2 separate regions of the Homo sapiens genome follow, and region 2 is linked to region 1. The links are chromatin contacts, found by Hi-C in ENCODE. All regions are on one chromosome and are shown on one strand. The core of a region is the stretch at or near the end of the contact, and the rest is flanking DNA. Distances in the headings are between cores, read along the strand shown. Region 1 holds the start of KCNQ5-DT (KCNQ5 divergent transcript). Region 2 holds the start of OGFRL1 (opioid growth factor receptor like 1).

Region 1 (3,468 bases), core at 55-2,554:
GGAGTGAGGCGCGGGAAGATGCCTGGTCCTTGCCTCGCGGACTTGGCAGCCGCGTCCTGCGGGTCTGTCCACTGAACTGCTGAGGACTCGCCCGTGTGCGGGGACCCGAGTGCCACTTCCCGGAGCGTTACCTTGCGCTCCAGCCTCCAGGCTAGATAATACCTGGAAGGCAGGGCAGGGCTGTTCCCGCTCTCACCCCTTGCGGAAGGATGGCAGGATCCGGCGCAGCGACGTAGCAGCGGGAGGGCACAGCGACCTGCATCTCCAGTTTCTCCTCAGGACACAAGGCTGACTTCACCTTCCGGACAGCTGCAAAGCCCCTGCCAGAACCAAACCGAACTCGCGCCTCGGAGAGGGGCTTCTGGGGCCGTTTCGCTGCAGGGCGTGGGGAGTGGAGAGAGGGAAGGGGAAGCCTGGGGCTGGGTGTGCGCGCGTGGGAGCGCGCCTCGGAGCGCCCCGCACTCCCCCACTCTATCCCCGGGGGCAGTTTGGGAAGGAGGGAGTGGTAGTCGCGGGAATGAGGGAGCAAGAGAAACCCTCTCAAAGTGACGCCCCAAACAGGTCCGGATTTAGAATTCGAAGCTAAAGGCTGTTAGAAATTGGGACTCCTCGGCCTCCTCTGCAGCCCCTCCTTTCCCGCCCCGAAGCCCGGGCGGTTTGCTGGCTGCCTGCTTCCCCGCCCCCGGCTCAGAGGTCTCTGGCTGGCGGGCGCCCCGTCGGCCGCCGGCTTCCTCCTTGAAACCCGCCGGCGCACATGAGGCCGCTGCCCCCGCCGCAGGCGCTGGCGGCCCCCTCGCGGTGCCCGTGGTGATGCCATGCCCCGCCACCACGCGGGAGGAGAGGAGGGCGGCGCCGCCGGGCTCTGGGTGAAGAGCGGCGCAGCGGCGGCGGCGGCGGGCGGGGGGCGCTTGGGCAGCGGCATGAAGGATGTGGAGTCCGGCCGGGGCAGGGTGCTGCTGAACTCGGCAGCCGCCAGGGGCGACGGCCTGCTACTGCTGGGCACCCGCGCGGCCACGCTCGGTGGCGGCGGCGGTGGCCTGAGGGAGAGCCGCCGGGGCAAGCAGGGGGCCCGGATGAGCCTGCTGGGGAAGCCGCTCTCTTACACGAGTAGCCAGAGCTGCCGGCGCAACGTCAAGTACCGGCGGGTGCAGAACTACCTGTACAACGTGCTGGAGAGACCCCGCGGCTGGGCGTTCATCTACCACGCTTTCGTGTGAGTACCCGCGCCCCCTGCTATGCCCGCTGCAGGGGACCACTGTCCCTGGCCCCCTGGGGCGTGCTCCGCGCTCGCGCCCTTGGGCCCCCGCGCGCGTGCACACGTGGTGGCTTTTATTTCTTCGCACGTGTTCGTGGTCTTCCTTCTGGAGCCTCTCCCCTCCCCCAGCCCCACTTCTCTCATCTCTACAGCTTGAACCTTTTCCCCGAGGACACCCAATGAACTGCCCGGTAGCTTCAGGCTCCCGGGGCGAGAGCCAGGCAGACGCGGGACTTAGGCTGCGCGGATAATTGGGAGCAATTAGGTCCCAAGATACGTAAACTTCAACCGAACGGGGCGCCCGGGAGCTAGGGAATGCAAAGGGAGGACAGGCGCCCGTGTGAGGCTTGAGAGTATACTGGAGAGGTTAGGAGGTGATGGCGGGGTAGGACGGGGAGAAGTGAGGGGGCATCGAGGGCTAGGTCCTCAGTCCTAGGGGCGGAGTAGGGGAAGCTGCTACTTGGAGAGAGCTGCTAGGTTTTAAGCGCGCCCGGAAACACGCCTCGCCACCACCCAGCCACCACCAACGGAAAATCTGTCAGTGCATGTAGCCCTTCCTGCCACGGAGAAGGTGGCCAAGGTCTAGAGGAGGCCAGCAGGCCAGGCGAAGCAACGCTCCCGCGCTGCAGGGGGCGGGGAGGCAGCGGGGAACCTGGGGCGCAGGAACGCGGGCGGAGGTGCGATAGCAGAAGCGCAAATGGGTCGCCTCTGACAGAGATCGGGCAGTGGGTTAAGTCCCCGTTTGTGGCGCGGAGTCAAAGAGTGTGTGTGTGTGTGTGTGTGTGTGTGTGTGTGTGTAGTAAGCCTTCTCCATCTAGCAGAGAATGCTTAATGAGAAAATGATTGGAAGCAAATGTTTATTTTTCCCTTAGGCATTTAAAACCTTTCAGTGGCTTTAAAGTTTACTACTGTTTTTCCCACAAAGTCCATTCATTCAGTCTCCTATTAGAGTTACGTTTATCTGGGCATTTTAAGGTTGTTTTTATAATGTTACCTCGTGTCTAATTCTTTTTTTCTTCCTCTTCTCCTTTTGCTTCCTCTTTTTTTAGTATTATTATTTCTGCTTCTTTTTTGTTAAGATGAAATATAAAGACATCAACCTTAGAAGACCAGTAGAGAAAGTTGCAGATACTCGCTGATACATTCCTTGTTTCCTAGTAAAATAAGTTTTGAGCACACGGACTAGGTTTCTTTTAGAAATAAGTTATGTCATCCATACATAGCTCTCTCCTGGGATGCAGAATTAGCATCAACACCAGAAACGTGTTTTGAAATAACATGGAAGAAGGGCTGGTTTTGTAACTAGGTGAACCTGGAATTCAACCACATAGGAGTCAGGAAATTGGTGGAGTCTACAATCTGTGGGGCTCTGGTGTCTGGAAAATTTTACAGTCCCAGATTGACGTGAACATGTAGCATTAGGCAGAATATTCCAGCCAACTTTCCGTTTTACAATGCACACAAGGAGAACGGTTGTGTTGCATCATCATTACATCAAAAAGTATAACTTTTATGTAAAATTCACATTTATTTAAATGTGGTTAGGATAATGATAGAGAAATGCAACTGACACTTTTCTCGTTAATCTCCTCTGACCTGATATGTAATTAAACATATTACTTAATAAGCCTGGTAAATTATTTTGACCTGTCAGAATATACTAAAATAATTTAGCAATTATAATGCTCAATTTGGTAGCAAATATATATACTGTATAGGTTATGATTTTTTCTTTACAACAGTATGCTCAAAACATTTCTAGCCTTTCTTTTTTTTATATTATGCATTGTATATTCAGAGAGAGTTAAAGAAAGCCTTGGTTGGTGCACATACTTTGCATCTCCTAACTTGTTCTTGAACATGAATGAGAACTTGCAACACAACATTTTCTTTTCCATGTGTTGGTGTTAACAGGTTTGTATGGGCTTACAGAATTTTAAAACATTAATAAATGATTTTTCCAAAGGTTCAAGGTTGGATACTTCTCTGTCTACCAGGCTTTATCAGTCTAGCAGTATCTTTAGTAGTAGACAGGAAATAAATTGTGTACTTAATAGATGTAGCAAATGTGAAGTTTTGATTATACATTTTAGAGTCTGAAACTGCAATGCCTCAGCAATTAGATAGGGGTGCTATATCCACATTAGCACAAAGAGGGAATGGATAGTATCATCTTTTGGGAGGATTGTGCACAACTAAGCAGACCCTGAGGA
Region 2 (3,264 bases), core at 765-3,264, 1.3 Mb before region 1:
TCGAATTCCCAGCTTTGAGCAGTTGGATTCCTGTGGTATGTGGCTGCCCCACATCTTCTTCTGCTAAGCCATTATAATCAAAAAGTATTTTTTTTGGCGGGGGGTGGGGGCAATGGAGTCTCACTCTGTCGCCCAGGCTGGAGTGCAGTGGCCTGATCTCAGCTCACTGCAACCTCCACCTCCCGCGTTCAAGTGATTCTCGTGCCTCAGCCTCCCAAGTAGCTGGGATTACAGGCGCCCGCCACCAAGCCAGGCTAATTTTTATATTTTTTTGTGGAGATGAGGTTTCGTCATGTTGGCCAGGCTGGTCTTGAACATCTGACCTCAGGTGATCTGCCCGCCTCGGCCTCCCAAAGTTCTGGGATTACAGGCGTGAGCCACCGCACCCGGCCCCAAAAGTCTTTTTGTGCACCCCGTGTCTATTTCTTATTAGTTTCAGAGCTTTTCCCAGTCATAGGATCACAGAAGGTCAGAGCTGGAAGGGCTCCCAGAGATCTGGTTTCATTTTACAAATGAGGAAGTTTAGGTTCATGTGACCTACTTAAAGTCAGAAACTGATTAGTGACAGAGCTACAGCCTAGATGTCTTGTTGCAGTGCATGAAGAGCTTAGGTAATCCTGATTTATCCATGGAATAGGCAGCTGGTTTACCTGATTCTTCCCTTAGAAACAGTCCATCTAACATGATTTGGCTTCCTACTTCATCATGAAACATTTGAAAAGAAACTATTCATTCCAAGTTCAACAGTTTAATCTTCAAATATCTAGCTCATCTTTCTTAGTCCATATTTAACAAATGTTTACTGAGCATCCACCAAGTTGACAGCACTGTAAATACAGACACACTTTCAGACGGGGGCTGCCTGCAAAGAGGCTTCCCTTCTAGTTAGAAAGCCAGAAGACACATTTTACAACAGTCACTTTTCTCTGGGTCACATATTTGATAATACTACCTTATCTTTACGTACTTCTATAGGCTTATGCCTGTAATCCCAGCTATTGGGAGGCTGAGGCAGGAGAATTGCTTGAAACCAGGAGGCGGAGGTTGCAGTGAGCCGAGATCGCGCCTCTGCACTGCAGCCTGGGCAACAGAGGGAGACTCTGTCTCAAAAAGAAAGAAAAGAAAGAACAGAACAACAGAACAGAACAGAACAGAACAGAACAGAACAGAACAGAACAGAACAGAACAGAACAGAAAAAAGAAAGAACTTCCCTAACACAGTTCTCCCTCCTCCTTTCATTTGCAGAACAGACCACAGGGCCGAGGCTTCTTCCATTAGAAACAGCCCATCTGTTCTACTGATTCTGAGATTTTTGCCTACACGGAGCACCAATTTGTAGTGGGTGTAAGGTTACCCGCAAATCAATGTGATGGTCCAGTTGTTACTGTTCCTTTTGTTTCACGAGCGATTGCTCATTAGATGAGGTGACTGATAGCTCTGACTTTTTCTAGACCACAAGGACTCTAGGTGGCTGCCCTAAGTACAGTTGTGGCAGCTGGGATTTCCTGTTTATATGGTGCCCGGCACCATCAGCTTTTGTCCTCTGCTGCAGCTAAAGTGTCTTCCTCCTGGACCAGGGAGAGGGGGAGGGGGTGTGGACAGGACCCGCCTGCTGACGGTGACACCTCTTCGACACCACGTCCACGCCAGTCCTCAGCTCCAGGAGCTGGGCGGGATCCCTCATCCCGCTCAGCTGGGAGATGCCCCGGGAGGGCGTCCCCCGGCTCCGGGCGGCGAGGGTAGTAGCCGACCCCAATCCACTCCGGGGGCCGCCGGGGGCCGCGTGAAGGCAGGTGTTCCGGGGAGAAACGTGGAAGGGAGGCGCGGCCTGGGGCCGGTGGCGCTCGGCTGGGGGCCGCAGTTGGCTCCCCTGGGGGCTCTGGGCGGCGGCAGCTCCCGCCTGTGGGGAGGAGAAGGAGCCGGATGGGCGGGTTCAGGCGCGCGCGGCGGCGGTCCCGGGGCCGCCGGCTCCTCCCCGCGAGGGTGCCTGTCCGCCGCTCGCCGCGCTGAGGCAGTGCGGGGCGGGCGCGCCTAGGCTGCCGCCCAGCGCCCTCGCCGCGGCCATGCCCGGGCCCTAGAGCGCCTGCCGCAGCTTGCGCCCCGCAGCCCCGCAGCCCCGCGCCCGCCGCCGCCTCTTCAATGGGCAACCTGCTCGGCGGGGTCAGCTTCCGCGAGCCCACCACCGTGGAGGACTGCGACTCCACCTGGCAGACCGACTCGGAGCCCGAGCCCGAAGAACCAGGGCCGGGCGGCGGCAGCGAGGGCCCGGGGCAGGAGTCCGAGCAGCCCGCGCAGCCCCCGGAGCAAGCCGGCGGGCGGCCCGGCGCCAGCCCCGCGCCGGACGAGGACGCCGAGGCGGCGGGCGCCGAGCAGGTACGCGGCCCAGCGGTGGCCTCGGGTCGGGCTGGGGCGCCCCGACACCCCAGAGGGGCAAGTGCCAAGCCGCCCTCGCGCTCGGAGGCCAGGGGCGCCAGGTGGCTGCTCGCCGCTGCGACCCGACCCCTCCGCGCCGCGGCTGACCTGTCTCCCGGTGGAGCCCGGGGGCCTGCAGGAGCCCAAAGCGCCGGACCCTCCCACTGCCGGCCTGGGGCCTGGCCGAGGGCACGGCGAGGAAGTCCCTCAAGGCAGAACCCAACTTGAATGGGTGTTTTCTTTGCCTCTGCAGAGCAGCTGGATTATGCGAAGGTGGGGTGGGAGGAACCTGTCTAAAAATAGAGGATTTTGACAACCCCTCTAGTGTGTGTTATTGGTAAAAAAAAAAAAAAAAAAAAAAAAAAAAAAAATTACTCAGAATAAGGTGGGGCTACAAGTGCAAGCAGCCAGCGCTCTCCCCTACAGTGGGGTCTAAGCCGTCAGAAGTGTAGGCCCTCATCTGAAGTTCATACGTCACTGTTCTGCCCAACTCAGGCCTTTCAACCTAGGATTCAGGGCATTCTTCACGAATCTTATTTCACCAGAAGACTTGTTGATCCAACTGTGTTTGAACTGTTTGACTAATACAGCTTGGAGGAGAGGTTAGTCAAGAGATAAGCCCCTTAACCTCTGATGGACTGAAAATAATCAGGAACTTTAAAAAGGAGGAAATATGTAGCCGACCCCCTGAAGAAGTGTGCATCCTGGAGGTGGTTCAGGTTTGCCGCTCCACATTAGGCCCTTCTCTTTATCAGCTAGGGGCGATGGAGATTGGGAAAATGGAGCCCAAAGTCCAATGTGACCACAGGGTTTTGGGGGAATCATAACCTAAATATTACAGCTAACACCGC

What was found. A loop is a pair of places that touch in the nucleus more often than their neighbours do. Pooled maps may share reads with other maps.
Region 2: a map of OCI-LY7 shows a loop between it and region 1 (7-fold over the local background). The contact joins the promoter of OGFRL1 here to the promoter of KCNQ5-DT in region 1. A Hi-C loop is called at or near these places in 2 of 168 maps with a recorded cell type or tissue (OCI-LY7 and naive thymus-derived CD4-positive, alpha-beta T cell) and 9 of 50 pooled maps.

The regions. Positions count from the first base shown.
Region 1 is chr6:72,621,375-72,624,842 of GRCh38, forward strand. It overlaps KCNQ5-DT (KCNQ5 divergent transcript), which reads right to left and starts at 1,305. Exons shown (of 3, transcript NR_186827.1): 1 at 1,158-1,305. It overlaps KCNQ5 (potassium voltage-gated channel subfamily Q member 5), which reads left to right and starts at 690. Exons shown (of 14, transcript NM_019842.4): 1 at 690-1,213. The coding sequence starts at 816. RefSeq lists silencers at 685-944, 1,975-2,024 and an enhancer at 1,375-2,326.
Region 2 is chr6:71,286,797-71,290,060 of GRCh38, forward strand. It overlaps OGFRL1 (opioid growth factor receptor like 1), which reads left to right and starts at 2,015. Exons shown (of 7, transcript NM_024576.5): 1 at 2,015-2,374. The coding sequence starts at 2,141. The region is part of intron 3 of LOC124901339 (a long non-coding RNA gene); the gene reads right to left. RefSeq lists a silencer at 1,668-2,727.